4 separate regions of the Homo sapiens genome follow, and all the other regions are linked to region 1. Evidence: chromatin contacts called from ENCODE Hi-C data. All regions are on one chromosome and are shown on one strand. Each heading gives the region's core, a stretch centred on a gene start or an enhancer-like site at or near the end of the contact. The rest is flanking DNA. Distances are from core to core; before and after follow the strand shown. Region 1 holds the start of GOT1 (glutamic-oxaloacetic transaminase 1). Region 2 holds the start of GSTO2 (glutathione S-transferase omega 2). Region 3 holds the start of CFAP43 (cilia and flagella associated protein 43). Region 4 holds the start of CCNJ (cyclin J).

What was found. Hi-C counts contacts between places; a loop is a spot of excess contacts on that map. Pooled maps may share reads with other maps.
Region 2: a pooled map shows a loop between it and region 1 (12-fold over the local background). The contact joins the promoter of GSTO2 here to the promoter of GOT1 in region 1. A Hi-C loop is called at or near these places in 5 of 50 pooled maps.
Region 3: a loop to region 1 is called in a pooled map, with 34 times the contacts of the local background. The contact joins the promoter of CFAP43 here to the promoter of GOT1 in region 1. A Hi-C loop is called at or near these places in 5 of 50 pooled maps.
Region 4: a loop to region 1 is called in a map of CD8-positive, alpha-beta T cell, with 13 times the contacts of the local background. The contact joins the promoter of CCNJ here to the promoter of GOT1 in region 1. A Hi-C loop is called at or near these places in 2 of 168 maps with a recorded cell type or tissue (CD8-positive, alpha-beta T cell and naive thymus-derived CD4-positive, alpha-beta T cell) and 7 of 50 pooled maps.

What each region holds. Positions count from the first base shown.
Region 1 is chr10:99,428,589-99,432,140 of GRCh38, reverse strand. It overlaps GOT1 (glutamic-oxaloacetic transaminase 1), which reads left to right and starts at 1,517. Exons shown (of 9, transcript NM_002079.3): 1 at 1,517-1,693. The coding sequence starts at 1,576. GOT1-DT (GOT1 divergent transcript) reads right to left here and starts at 1,205. Exons shown (of 5, transcript NR_183993.1): 1 at 876-1,205. RefSeq lists enhancers at 937-1,366, 1,547-1,596, 1,617-1,676.
Region 2 is chr10:104,267,931-104,271,482 of GRCh38, reverse strand. GSTO2 (glutathione S-transferase omega 2) reads right to left here and starts at 2,299. Exons shown (of 7, transcript NM_183239.2): 1 at 2,214-2,299. It overlaps MIR4482 (microRNA 4482), which reads left to right and starts at 3,078; the gene lies at 3,078-3,147. LOC124902497 (a long non-coding RNA gene) reads left to right here and starts at 2,566. Exons shown (of 2, transcript XR_007062284.1): 1 at 2,566-2,930. RefSeq lists enhancers at 2,420-2,759, 2,810-2,979, 2,990-3,049.
Region 3 is chr10:104,230,751-104,234,302 of GRCh38, reverse strand. CFAP43 (cilia and flagella associated protein 43) reads left to right here and starts at 1,939. Exons shown (of 38, transcript NM_025145.7): 1 at 1,939-2,121; 2 at 3,460-3,552. The coding sequence starts at 2,057. RefSeq lists an enhancer at 1,818-2,112.
Region 4 is chr10:96,042,152-96,045,703 of GRCh38, reverse strand. It overlaps CCNJ (cyclin J), which reads right to left and starts at 2,121. Exons shown (of 6, transcript NM_001134375.2): 1 at 1,985-2,121; 2 at 1,242-1,351. The coding sequence starts at 1,310. The region is part of intron 2 of ENTPD1-AS1 (ENTPD1 antisense RNA 1); the gene reads left to right. RefSeq lists silencers at 1,841-2,410, 2,538-2,732.

The DNA.
Region 1 (3,552 bases), core at 268-2,767:
TGGGAGCTAAACATTGAGAACACATGGACACAAAGAAGAGAACAACAGACACTGGGACCTACTTGAGGCTAGAGGGTGGGAGGAGGGAGAGGATCAGAAAAAATACCTGTCAAGTACTATGCTTACTATCTGGGTGACAAAATAATTTGTACAACAAACCCACATGACAAGCAATTTATCTATAAAACAAACCTGTGCATGTATCCCGAACCTAAAATAAAAGTAAAAAAAAAAAAAAAAGCAGTTTACCATCTATGAAGGGTGTGGCAGATATGCAATGTTAATAATAGCTGACATTTAGAGAGTCCTTCTTACATGCAACTAACCACTTCGTAAATGTATTAACTCACAAACTCCCCACACCAACTCTGAGGAAAATACTATTATTTCCACAGAGCAGGAACTTCCACAGAGAGGTTAAAATAACTTGACTAAACCTGCCCAAATTCGTAAGCGGCAGCCAGAATCTAAACCTAGATAGTCCGGTCCCGGAGATAGGTTTTTAACCACAAAGGCATTTTCTAAAATTGTGAAAGTACAGAAGCACAGGAAAGAGACATTTTGGCCAGATAAGGGTTAAGGGAAGGCTTCATGGATGAAGTGGCATTCGCTCTGGGTCTTGAAGGTCAGCAGATGGAGAGGGCTCCTGGGGAGGAAGGACTCTAACGGGGAAGGAACAGCCTGACGAAGAGGAACTTTGGGTACCAGCCAGCTGACGACAGCAAGATCTGGTCCGGTGCGCGCGGGAGGAAGCTGGGAAGGGACGTCGCGCCCAGATCCCGAGGTCCTTGAGGACCAGGCCCTCTCTGCAAGGAATCGGGGAGGAAAATCTCAAACTATTAATAGAAGAGCGGCAAAAAGGAATTCGTGCGCACCCCTCTCTGTTGGAAGGACCTTCCCTGCCAGAGACCAAGGCTGGCAGGACAGGTATACTTCCCTCAGGGGGAAACAGCCGACAAAGGTGGTCAAGGTCGCCCGCGCAGGCTCCGGAGCTGCACGTCCTGGACGAACACTCCCGTCCCGAGCACAGACGCTGGGTATTTGGCTGCCAGCCCGGGCCCGCCAGGCCGGGCCTGGCACCGCCAACACCTGCTCGGCGGGAACAGGAAGACCTGTGTTCGGGAACTCCCTCCGGCCACCTCCCCGTATCCTCCTGGCCCTCGAAGGTCGAAAGGTGGCCTCTCAGGGACACCCGCCGCTCGCTCGGCTCCTCCCCTCAGCCGGGAGACCCAAGGAATAACAGCCTCTGCGATAGGAGCACGCTCTACCAATCAACCGTAGTCTTCGCCCACGCCTCAGCCGGAGGAAATTGCATTGGTTGCATCATTCTCGGCAGCCGATAAATTGTTTTCTTGGATTGGCTAATAGCGTTCCTTCTCCCCTGTGCCTTCGTCGTCAGAAGCTGGCGATTGGTTAATCGCGTTGCCAAGCTTTGGACGCGGCTCGACCATTGGAGGCCGCGGGCCCGCCCCCGCCGGCTAGGTGAAGGTGAGTGTCTCCTCCAGTCGCAACGGCCAGACCTGACCTGCCAGCTCCGGGCGTGGGGTGAAATCTCTTGATTCCTAGTCTCTCGATATGGCACCTCCGTCAGTCTTTGCCGAGGTTCCGCAGGCCCAGCCTGTCCTGGTCTTCAAGCTCACTGCCGACTTCAGGGAGGATCCGGACCCCCGCAAGGTCAACCTGGGAGTGGGAGGTAAGGATGTAGTGCTCTGGAGTGTGAGCAGCTCGGGGAGTGGAGCGGACCCAACCCAGGTCGTGGAGACTGTGGGAGAAGCCGAGGCCCAGTGTGGCGCTGCCTGAAGAGGGCGGCGCCGGAGAGGAGGCTGGATCCACGAAGGCTTCCTAAAACCTGCCCATTTTACAGATGCAGGTGTGGAGTCCCTGGAAAGGGGCGATGTGTCCGAGGCCGCACAAACCAGGTGTAGCAGCCAAGACACAAACTCAGTCTTTCCGATTCCCCATTCTGCCTTCTTTATACTGCATCCTCCTAAGAAATGAGGCTGCCGGAGCTTGTAGAGAGAGGTAGAAAAATAGGAAGCCTGATAGGCTTAGGGTTCTGGTTGCTAGGAAATGGGTAAAGGAGAACTTTTAACGCTAGAAAGCTCTGTTCTGAGTCGGTAAATATTTGAGTGACCACCGAGTATCAATCAGCCACCTTATTAAGCTTTGTAGGGGGAGACTGAGGCTTGATTTTGCCCTTAAGGATTTAAAAATCTGCTGGTGTTACACAATGCTTTGAGACAGGTTAATGCTGCCCCCGGGGGGTCTGGGGAGATGGTTCTGGCCGTCACAGATGTGGTAGGAATGGGTAGAGATGGTGGAAAGGAGTGGAGAGAAGTATGGATGGTAGAAGCTTACTTTCCACACATCCTATCTTCATTTCTTGATTCAAGTGATTCTCTTCTGTACCTTGGACAGCTCAGAGCATGGGCCTCAGTTTCCCCATCTGCCAAGAAGATTTATATTGGAGTGCCTCTCAAATTTTTTACCCCTAACCCTCTCTGATGAATTTGTTATTCTTCTCACTATCATTTGGATGTTTGAAGCCCCACAGACACTTATTTTCTCCATTTGGATTTTGCCACGTGCAAAGACCAGCCAGAGAGATGAAAATGGGTAGGATAAAGTCTTATGCTAGGTAATAGACTTAGAATAAAAGGACTAGAAATTGTGGAAAGAGAAGGTGGAATCATTTTGTAGCAGAGTGTGACATGAAGGACGCTCAGAATCAGGTTTCTCATAGATAACGTTTTGTCTGTGCATAGCATTTGTTAAAAAAAAAAAAAAAAAGTCGGCCGGGCGCGGTGGCTCAGGCCTGTAATCCCAGCACTTTGGGAGGCTGAGACGGGCGGATCACGAGGTCAGGAGATGAGACCATCGTGGCTAACACGGTGAAACCCCATCTCTACTAAAAATACAAAAAAGTATCCGGGCGTGGTGTTGGCCGCCTATAGTCCCAGGTACTCGGGAGGCTGAGGCAGAAGAATTGCTTAAACCCGGGAGACGGAGGTTGCAGTGAGCCGAGATCGTGCCATTGCACTCCAGGCTGGGCGACAGAGCGAGACTCTTTCTCAAAAAAAAAAAAAAGTCTTCACTAAGGAGTATGGGGAGGGGTAAGGAAAAATCCATTGAAAAGTGATGGTTTGTTGAAGCGGGTAATTTGTTGAAGCTGGATGATGGGTACATGGGCATACGTTATATTATTCTCTCAGCTTTTGTATAGGTTTGAAATTTTTCATCATAAAGCTTTTAAGATAAGTCAGTACTACATAGTTTGGCCCATTGAGGGAAAATGATGTTTTTAGCAGGCAACTGAGTGGGAGAAATGTTGAAAGATTGCCTCAAATTGAATTTGAATGGACACCATTTGGTCTCTTAATTTAAAACCAGTCCAAAACCTCCAAGCGTTTCTTTGCAGCGGGATGTATACAAAGAACTAGTATTACTGTCAATCTAAATACATCTTTTTAAAACGTCAGATTTTGCCTGCCACGGTGGCTCACGCCTGTAATCCCAGCACTTTGGGAGGCCAAGGCAGGTGGATCACCTGAG
Region 2 (3,552 bases), core at 1,050-3,549, 4.8 Mb before region 1:
CCTACTTTATGAATTGTGAGTATCGAATCAAATAGTCCAGGGCATCGTCAGTATAGTAAGAGCTCAGTATACGTCAAAGTTAATGACAAACGCTAGTGAGTAAGAACACATTTTAAATAGCAGAGTGCATTCCAATTTTGTATCCACAAAGATGAAGCACACTGTGATTCGGCTTTGCCAAGCATATTAGAATTAAAGTTCAACTCACAATACTTATTTCACCAGTTACCAGTTTAATGCCAATTGAATGGGCTGAATGCTGCAGACTCCATTTCAGTAATGTGGTTTTTAATCTTACCTCTGAACACTATACTTTCCCTAGAAAGATTTTAACCTTAAGCTTATCCCTACTTTCTTTTGAATACCCAACAGGTACTTCTTTGAAATCCTCTTTGCAAACTTTCCTTCTATGTTATTTCATGTTTATACCTTTATTATACTGACCCACTCAATCATGAAACAAATTGTAAGTAGACCATATTAAACCTACTCCAAATCCATTTTCAGCCACCTGAAATATGATCGGATCTGCTTTGAAAATGTTTGGATCTTCGGTCATGGGTGATTAACGACTTAAGCCTTCTAGGAAAATAATGCCACCAAAGAAATAGCTTACACTCTATTTACATGCATTTGTTTTGAGAAGAGGAACTGTGGTTTGCATTCGGCAACTTTTCAAAATTTTTTGTCACGCCATCTCTTGATAGTAGCAGAAACTGGACTGGAGTACATTCCTCTTAATAAGTTAGAAGCCTAATTTATATGAAAGATTATATTACTGGGTGTTCCCTTATTGTCCAATGAGTTCAAAAAGTGAGATACGTTAGGTAAAAGGTTCTATTCTCAAATGTGCTTATATTCAGGAAAAATTTCATATTCCCAATTGGGAAATCAGGGTCAAATGAGGCTATCTTTTTAACTACTTGATTCTGCTTCCCTATCCCTATTTCTCTCTACAACTTGAGGAATCAAAGAAAAAAAAAACTTTTTAAATAAATATTTGGTATAATAACATTTGAATAAGTAAAGGCAAATTGTCAAGATCCTGAAATCAGGAAAAGTCAAATAATTTGTAAAATCAAAACCACTGAGTTTGGAAAAGGAACATTATTAACTCATTAACTCCTGTTAAATCCCACGAATAATGGTGTGGTCAAAAAGGCAGATACAGGCCGGGCGCGGTGGCTCACGCCTGTAATCCCAGCGATTTGGGAGGCTGAGGCGGGCGGATCACGAGGTCAAGAGATCGAGACCATCCTGGCTAACACGGTGAAACCCCGTCTCTACTAAAAATACAAAAAATTAGCCGGGCGCGGTGGCGGGCGCCTGTAGTCCCAGCTACTTGGGAGGCTGAGGCAGGAGAATGGCGTGAACCCGGGAGGCGGAGCTTGCAGTGAGCCGAGATCGCGCCACTGCAGTCCGGCCTGGGCAGAACAGCGAGACTCCGTCTCAAAAAAAAAAAAAAAAGGTAGATACTATCCTCTGTCAGAGCTGTTGGATAAAGAGACTGGAAAAATAGCACATATAAATTCATCTCACGAACGGTCTTACTGTAAGAGTTCAGGCTAGATTCGAATCTCTTCAATATTTATTAGCTGGGTGACCTTGGGCAAATGACAACAACTTTCGGGTGTTCTTATATGTAATTCGTAGCTAATAGTACCAGTACATTATGTGGTTTGCGAAGGTTTCATTCAGAAACTGGATGAGAAATATTGAATGCTTAGCATGTGTCTGATACATAGTAAGTGTTCAACATTAGCTATTATTATTTTATGATTATTTCAATGTAGCAGGGAAGACTTTTCACAGTTTTCACAAAGACAGCACATTCCCAGAAACCAAATTCCCCTGCTTGCCAGTGCCTTAAACACGTAAACACGTGGGACTCGTGGTGTCCCACGCAAGGCTGAGAACTGGTTATCTGGGGTGGTCTCTGCCTGTTTCCAGCCAAATCAGAAAAAATAAGAACACCTTAATTAAAGGTATGCGGTTTAAAGACCTGTTCTTTATTCTTAGGCTGCACTTTGTTGGATGTGAAATTCTTTGATGCAACAGTGGCCAAGGCTAAATAGGATTTCTCGTAAAGTGTTAGGCAAAAGTTAAAGTTGGCAAGCCTACTGTGGGCCCCGAAATTCGTGAAAACCCCAGGAAACAGAATTGACCTCAAACCCCTCTTCCCTTCCAATACAACGCAGGCCGAACGGACCCACCGGTGGCGGTGAGAGAGGTCCCGCGAGAGACCTCCGGGAACTCGGGCAACCGGACCAGGATTGGCGGCGGCAGCAGCAGCAAGGAGGCGGGGCCTAGACGGGGCCTGCCCCTCGCACGTGATCCTACCCGCCAACTAGCCCCGGCGCCCAGAGCATCAGCCAATCCTCAAAGCTTTGGAAGTACCTGCCCAGCAGTGCGGCTGAGCCAATGGGCGGCCTCCTTACAGGCTCCTGGAGATCGGGATTCGCGGGTCCTGCCGGCGCCGGTGGCTGACGAAAGAGGAACCGGTAGTGGTTGGCTGTGGGACCCCGGCACCCGGCTCCGCACCTGAGGGGAAATCCGCTGGAAAGCACTAGGGCCAAGCGGCTCCGGTAGGCGCGCGGCAGCAGAGGTGGTCCGCCGCCGGCAGCCGGGGCTTTGGTGGCCGCTGAAGGTTTGCGGCAGGAGGCCTTTGTGAAGTCAGTCGGCTCCAGGTCGCCCTCCGGATGCGGTCCCCACACCGCCTGCGTCACCTGGGTTGAGGGGCTCATTTGAAATACAGACTTCGCTACCCACCCCAGCCTGCTGAATCGGAAATGCAGCGGTGAGCCATAGGTGATTATTATGCACCCTTAAATTTAAGAATTAGTCATTCGGAGGTTTCTCTCAATGGCGAACTTGAAAATAAGTTCAGGAAACCAGACAATTGGAGCGGACCGACAGCCCTGATTCCAATGGTAAGAGCAGTGCGCTGGGTGTGATCTTTCTGCCAGCACCTTAAGGCCTCACTTAACCTCGGGACCTTAGTTGCATCATCTATAGAATGAAATGATTGCTCTCCGACCTACCTTCTCGTGGTGGTGATGTGATAATAAAAATTGAATAGTGAGCAACCCAGTGGGCTATGGAAATGTGTGGAAGATGGCATTTCTATTTCTCAGTGGGGCTCTTACCTATTACTCATCAACCTTGTAGGCAGAATTGACTGATGCAGCCTACACAGTATTTAATTACATAAATGGGACACCACCTATGTGCCCAACATGGGATTTGATAGGAAGGATTTGAAGGGGTTAGAGACAGGGAGACCAAATAGGAGTCTGCCCAGCCACCCAGCTTTCGGGTAATGTGCGTCTGGTCTTCAGGGCCAACAATAGAGAGAATGTGAAATTAAGTTGATGATGGAAATGAAAGAAGGAGGAATTGAAAGCTTCTCAACTAAGAAACCAGAAGACAAGCAACAAGAGAGCATCTCATGAAATCACACAACAGGGTAACTGAGTGGGTATTTCCTGTGAGCAGTTATAAAGTTAGATTGTGGACGGGTACGGTGGCTCATGCCACTTTGGGAGGCCGAGG
Region 3 (3,552 bases), core at 690-3,189, 4.8 Mb before region 1:
AGGCAGAGAAAAATCCACATTCCCATTACTTCTTATAATCTTTCACCAAAAACACATTTTACTTTCTTTACACACCTTGCATGTAAAACTGTTTCTTTAGTAGTTTTAATTACATGTTATAATGTTAACTTTTTGCAACTTTTATTTTTGGTGAAAACCTTGGTAAGTAAGAGATTTTAATTGTGTACTAGGTGTGGAGCCTAGCCTAGGACACAACAGGCAGAAGTGCAGATAACAGCTGACTCTCTAGCATAGCTAGAGGGCATAGCTAACTCCACATGTCCACAGGGCTCACCCTTACTTAAGCAGGCAAGTTGTACAGTAAGAGTCATAGGGCATTGTATGAAGCATTTAGGAGGCCTAACAATCCGTGAATTGTACAACATTTCTTGCATAAAATCACTTTCATAAATCCTTTCACAACTTACACAGACCATCTGAGACCATGTGGATATCTAGCCCAACTCCCTGGATCCCACCAGTCTCTAAGTTCCAAGAAGGAAGAAACTTTATTTGTTTTTCTATTTTTTCCAAGTGACTAGCACATGCATGAATGCATGCGGGATGCTCTGTAAATATTTGTGAAAGAAATGGAGAGAAGAAAGCAAGACAGGAAGGAAAGACCTAAAGAAAGGAAGGGAAGGGTAGAGAAGGGAAGACGACTGAAGGGAAAGGAAGAAGGGTAAGGGAGGGAGTCTAAGGGAAGGTATGGGAGAGAAGAAGGAATGACAAGCTGCCGACCATTCAATCAGGTTACTTCCAGAGCTGTCTGCTTCCCTGAGGAAGCAAGAGGGTACATTTCAAAGTGTTATATGGTACTTAAGGGCTTGGAGCTCTAAATTAGCTAGACCTGCGTTTAAGTCCCACTCAGGGCTGGGCAAGGTGGCTCACGCCTGTAATCGCAGCACTCTGGGAGGCCAAGGCGGGCGAATCACTTGAGGTCAAGAATTTGAAACCAGCCTGGTCATCATGGTGAAAACCCGTCTCTACTAAAAATACAAAAAATTAGCTGGGCATGGTAGCACGTGCCTGTAATCTCAGCTACTTGGGAGGCTGAGGCAGGAGAATCGCTTGAACCCAGGAGATGGAGGTTGCAGTGAGCCAAGATCAAGCCACTGCCCTCCAGCCTGGGCAACGGAGTGAGACCCTATCTCAAAAATAAATAAATAAATAATATAAATAAATAAAGTCCCACTCAACTTTGTAGCCATGGACAAATTATGTGCTTCTCTTTTCCTCACGTTACTTATCTGTAAAATGGGGCTGATGGGAGATGTGAAGACGTTGCAACAATGTTTGGCACAGTCAGCACTCTAAATGAAAGTCTGTTTAGAAATTTATTGATTTTTAAAAATAATTATTTATTTAGAGACAGGTCTCGCTCTGTCGCCCAGGCTGGAGTGCTGTGGCGTCATCCCAGCTCACCGCAGCCTTGAACTCCTGGGCTCAAGCGATCCTCCCACTTCAGTCTCCCAAGTAGCTGGGACTACAGGCGTGCACCACCATGCCCGGCTGCTTTTTAAATTTTTTTGTAGAGATGCGGCACGGGCGCGGCAGGTTTCGCTATGTCTTCCAGGCTGGTCTTCAACTCCTAGCCTCAAGCGATCCTCCCGCTCTGACCTTCGAAAGCGCGGAGATTGTAGGCATGAGTCTTACTTGCAATTATTGGCCCGGACCTGGGGAAATTTGTTAAAATGCAGATTCTGATTGAGTAGATCTGGTGTGGGAGCCAAGTTTCTGCATTTATAACAAGCTTCCCAGGTAGCACCAATGTTGCTGGTAAACAGACCACACTTTGAACAGCAAGGGGCCCGCCCCTCGCTTGGCTTGCCGCTCACCCATTGGCCGAGAGCGGCAGACCTTCCACCAATCTGCTCGGCTCAGAAGGGAGCGGGCCAAAGCGCAGAGCCAATGGGCGCGGGGCTTACGGTCTCCGGGATACGGGTGTACACAGCAGCGGCGTCGCGGCCCGCAGCCCCGCGGCGGCGGAAAGGTAACCGACCCGCCCTGGGGTGCTGCGTGCGCTGCCTGCTCCCGCCTGAGGAAAACACTGCCCATGGCGCAAGGCCGGGAGCGCGACGAAGGCCCCCACTCCGCCGGCGGCGCGTCCTTGTCCGTGAGGTGCGGTGTTCACGGCCCCGCGACCGATCTGGGTCTCGCGGAACCTCCTGCCCCAAGTCCCCTCCTCCCTCCTCTCCCTCCGGTTCCTTAGGGCGGCTTTCCCCGCAGCTTCGACCTCTTCCCCTCTGCCCCCAGTGCCTTCCCTCAGCCTCCCTCCCCGTGTGACCTCCCCTGTCCGCTCCCCATCCCCTTGTTCCTTGACCCCGTCCCCAGTTGTCTTTCCCACTCCTTATTCTGCGACCCTGACCCTCCGTCTCTTACCCAGCAACGTCCCCTGCACCCTTCATCTCTTCCTTCTAGCTCAGGATTCCCGCTAGTGATCCGGGTCTTCTGATCACATCCCCCTCCCCCTCCACCTGGCGACAGCCCGGATCCCGTCCTTGCTACCTTTGGTGATTTTCCCCAAAGTTAGGTCCCTGAATCCTTTCCTTCTAACTCCTATCCACTAGCTTTGGATTTATTTGCATTTATAGTAGCCTTTGAAAAGCATCAAGCACTGCGCAGATATAGGTGGCATTTTTTCCCCTACATTCTAGAGTGTTCCTCCCAGCCCCCACCTCCACTCTATACAGCATCCCCTGCTAGTCCTGGACACTCTAATGTCTCGAGGTTTCTCACCAAACCAGTGTCCTTCACTTGCCTTTTCCACCATCTTCAAGCATACCTTTAATATTTAAATAAAAATAGAATCTCCTTCATCTCCTCTCCTTTCTAGCATACACCTAGCACGCACTCCTTACTTGAGAGTATGTTCTTTTTGTGTGCTAGCCTTTCATTCACGTCGACTTCATTCCTTTTATTTTCTACGTTTATCTGTATTTTTAAATCTAAAATATGGCCACATACTCTTCATCTGTGTAAATAAGCAATTTTCCTACTCTGCTAACAACCACAAAGCAGGCTGTCCTATGCAAAGTTGTTTTTTAAAGTTTATTTAAAAAAATCAAACTAATTATAAAAGAATGGCCCAGGATGCCACTGTGTTGAGATCAAGCTCTTTTCTCTGTTATTTTCACTTTTTGTCTTCCAAGTATAGAAGACCCCAGAAGTCCTTCTGAGACTTTCTCAGGTTTGGTCAGAGAGTTTCCTTTGCTGAAAAAGTTATCTGAAGAAGGCCTGGGAGACCTACGGAACTTTAGGTCTACATTTAAATTTCTATAATTCATTGACTCAAATGGATCTCACAGCCAGCATGTGTGTTCTTTTATCTTAGAAATTGGGGGCAGAAAGGACATGAAAATAGAAATGTTTCAAAGATTTTGATGACCCTTTGCTTTGTTAAAAAAAAAAAAGTATTTGAAATGTATTATATTGATGTTGACATATCTTTTCCCAAAGATGGGTGCAAGGATTCCCTAAGCAGAATGTTCATTTTGTCAACGACAACACCATTTGCTACCCTTGTGGGAATTATGTAATATTTATTAATAT
Region 4 (3,552 bases), core at 872-3,371, 3.4 Mb after region 1:
ACATCTGCCAAAAAAAAAAAAGATCAAAAGTGTATCTGGACAATTTTCCAAGAAACTGCAACTCTTTCCTAACTAACACTCCAGAGATCCCATTAGTTAGAATTTTTATGTGGTATAAACCATCTCCTAGGGGGCTGAACTGTATTTTAGTGAATCTAAGAGACTGAATGTCAGAATTAGTTAAGTAGCATTTAGAAATCTCAGGCCTAGAAAAGGGTAACAATTTAAGTCAGAATTAGGTTTTCCAATCTACTTGACCTGGTCAGAAACTCAAGATAAAAGTTCATTATCATTCCAGGATCTCAACCCCAAGAGTCAGAATCCTTTTTATTGAAAGTCAGCTGTTTTGCTTCTTTCTCAATTTTCTACATTTAACAAATGGCTTTCTTTATCCAAGGTGAAACTGAGTTAAGCTAGAGATCATTTTGGATCTGGTCTCTCTTTTGGTTATCGAAGAGGCAGAAATGTCTCATTAATCTGCCTTGCCACATGCAGAGTAAAACCGTTACTTAATAGCAACAATACACAGACTTTGCTTTGTGTTGGAAAAGTATTTTTTTCCAATATCTATTAAGTCTACTTTCTGCCTTTGATATCAGCAGGAAGGGGCAGCCAACTCCCTCCACTTTAGGGCTTTTGAACAGCCCAAATCCTGAGGGGTAAGTGATAAGAAGTTATCACTTAGTGCTTACTATATACCAAGAGCAGTTTCTAAGCACATGTACGGTACTAACTTAAGTTTCACAATCGCCAGAATCATAAGGCACACTCATTATTCCTCATTTTACAGATGAGGAAATCAAGAAACAGAAATTTCACTTGTCCACGTCTCACGGCAAGTTAGCGGAAAGGCTGAGGAATTTATGTACAAAAGCGACTTAAACTGGCTGCATGCAACGGCAACTCTCGAACAAAGAGGGCTGTTCTGCCCAACAAAAATTCAGTGTATATATCTTTTAAAATACAAGATCAAATTCATGACCCACCTGGAAGCCAGAACGCCCCTTTCCACCTTCCCTGGCCCAACTACCATCTCCCTACTCATTCAGGTTGCAGGTTCTTTTGATACATCCCAGAGAAGGAGCCAAGAAGTTAATTAACCTTGAGCAAATGAGCAAACTCGCCTTTTCTGGCCCGGAAGATAGTGAGTAAAGAACCTGACTAGACCTTCTAGAGAGCCGAGATTCAGAACAACTGGCGCGACACACAGAAGGAGAAGGCAGGCCGGGCCTCGGAGTTACCTTGTAGCGAAGCGCTTGGTGAATATCGGCGGCCAGCTGTCCTCGCCACCACTGCCCCTCCAGCTCCATGGGACCCGGCGGCGCGCCCAGCCCGACGCGGCAACTCGAGTCTGTAAGACACACCCCAGGCGCGGTCACTGCCGGCTCCCCCGCGACCCTCTGCGCCCCCTCCCCGGGGGGTGTGACCTCAGGCCACCCGGTGTGGCTGCTCATCTTCACTTGACTCTTCCTCAACCCAGCCCGACCCGAGTCGTTTCCCCCAACGCCACACGCGAAGCCGGGTCTGCCCCCGCAGGAAGAGCCGAAGGACTCTGAGACTCACTGCTCGACTATGTGTCGGGCAAAAGGGGATCCACTCGGGCCCTGAGTTGCCAAAGCGCGGAGCCAGGTGCGAGCTCGGGAAGAGCTGGGGGAGGCCCGGCTGGGGCTCCCTGCGTCCGGGGCTGGAGTTCTCCCGCCCTCCCTGAGGAGCGGGGAGAGGTGACACGCTCATAGCCCCGCTGAGGGGAAACGCTCCCATGGCAAAGCCCGGGGGTGAGCGTCTGCCTGGCCGCGGGTCTCCGCATGGACGTCGGGAGCCTGCTCCTCCCCGGGAGCCCCGAGAAACGCACGTTCCGCGCGGCCTCAGAAAGGGGAACAAAAGGCCGGGCCAGCCAGGCTCTGCGCCTCACCCCGGGAGGGTCCGCTGCCCCACGCCTACCCCAGGCCTGCCGGGCCGCCCGGCCCCACGCTGGCTCCCTTACCCGGAACCGCGGCCCTCACAGCCCCAGCCCCGCCGTCGTGCGGCGGACGCCGGCCCCGCTCATGCTGCGGACAGTGGGCCGCTAAGCGCCGGCCTCAGCTAGAGCCCAGCGCCTGGACGCTCGCGCCGCCCATTGTTAAAGGACCGGCAGGCGGCTCCGCATACAAAGCCAGCGCGGGGGCACTTGAGGCCCCGCCGCTGCCAATCTCGTCTCGCGATACAGCGGGGTCGCCCCGAGCCGTCCAATTGGCGGCCGGGCCGGGCCCAGGTGCAGCGCCAGGCGGCGGCGCGGCGGCTCCCGCCTGGGTACGGTCAGCATCCCGCACGGCGCGGCGTGGCCTGGGCTGGCCTGGCGCTTCGGTTGCCGGGGCGCTCAGCCGCCACCTACTGCGAAGCCGGCCTGATCGCCGGCTGAGGTCGGCAGAGAGCGCCGGAGAAATTGTAAGGTGGATCACTGCAGTGACCAATCCAGTTAGGCCACTCACCTGCTGAGAACCTTCGATGGCTCCTCGATGCCCGCGGAGCAAAGTTCCGACGCCTCAGTTTGGCGTTTAAAAGTCTTCACGGCATGGATTCGGTTTACCTTACTTCACGTTGCACCAACCGCTTCCATCCCAGGGGCTGCTCCGTGGATCATCAGGCCCTCCAAATGTGCTTTAGCTGTTTCTGCAGCCCCTGAAGCGTTTTTTTTTTCCTGTGAAATTATGCTCTTTTTTTAAGTTCCACCTCAAACTCCACCTTTCTTCTAGAAACCTAATTAATCTCTTCCCCCTCCTTATTTTCGTTGCTGTAGGGATTCCCAAGAGCTTTGAATGAAGACATTTAAGATTACTTCTAGTAACCTTGCTTGTCAAACCCATGGTGGATGTAATTAACCATCTGTGCTCGTAAATCAGGAAACTGCAAAACTGTGAGAACACTCCGACGTCAATTGAGGTGATATGGGGGCTGAAATGTGATTAGAGGAAACCTAATCAATTGTATTTTAACCTCTTTGGTGGATTATCACAAAAGAGGTGGATGGTAACCCTAGGACAGTGAGACTGTCCACTTTTCTGAGACTGGAGATCAATCTCTTAATAGTAAAACGTAAATATTTTTAAAACTTCACCCCTTTTACTTTGAATCCTTTGTCCAAAAAGATACATGATGATAAAGAACTACTACAAAGTGATAAATACATTTTATGTGATTCTGGGTGGCATCTTCATTTGAAGATCATCAGCAGACATGTATATGAGCCGTACCCTATCCATAGACGATGCTTATACCCAGGAGAGCAGGCCCGCAGGAACCAAAGGCAAGAAAAGGGAAACTCAGAAGCTGAAGTTGGCAGATCCCGGCCTAACCCGACATAGTCCAGGGAGAAGGCTGCCCTGGCCTGTCTCTCAGTTGCAGGGTCCTCTAGAGTGAAGGTAGACACATCAGGCTAAAAGCTTCATGCCATTTTTAATGGCATTTAAATAGTGTCTACATCCTTGGGTTCCATTTCATGACTATTAAACAACTTTATAATAATTTGGCTTCTAAATAACTGTCCAGGGCCTATTTAAGAACACTTTCAGAAAA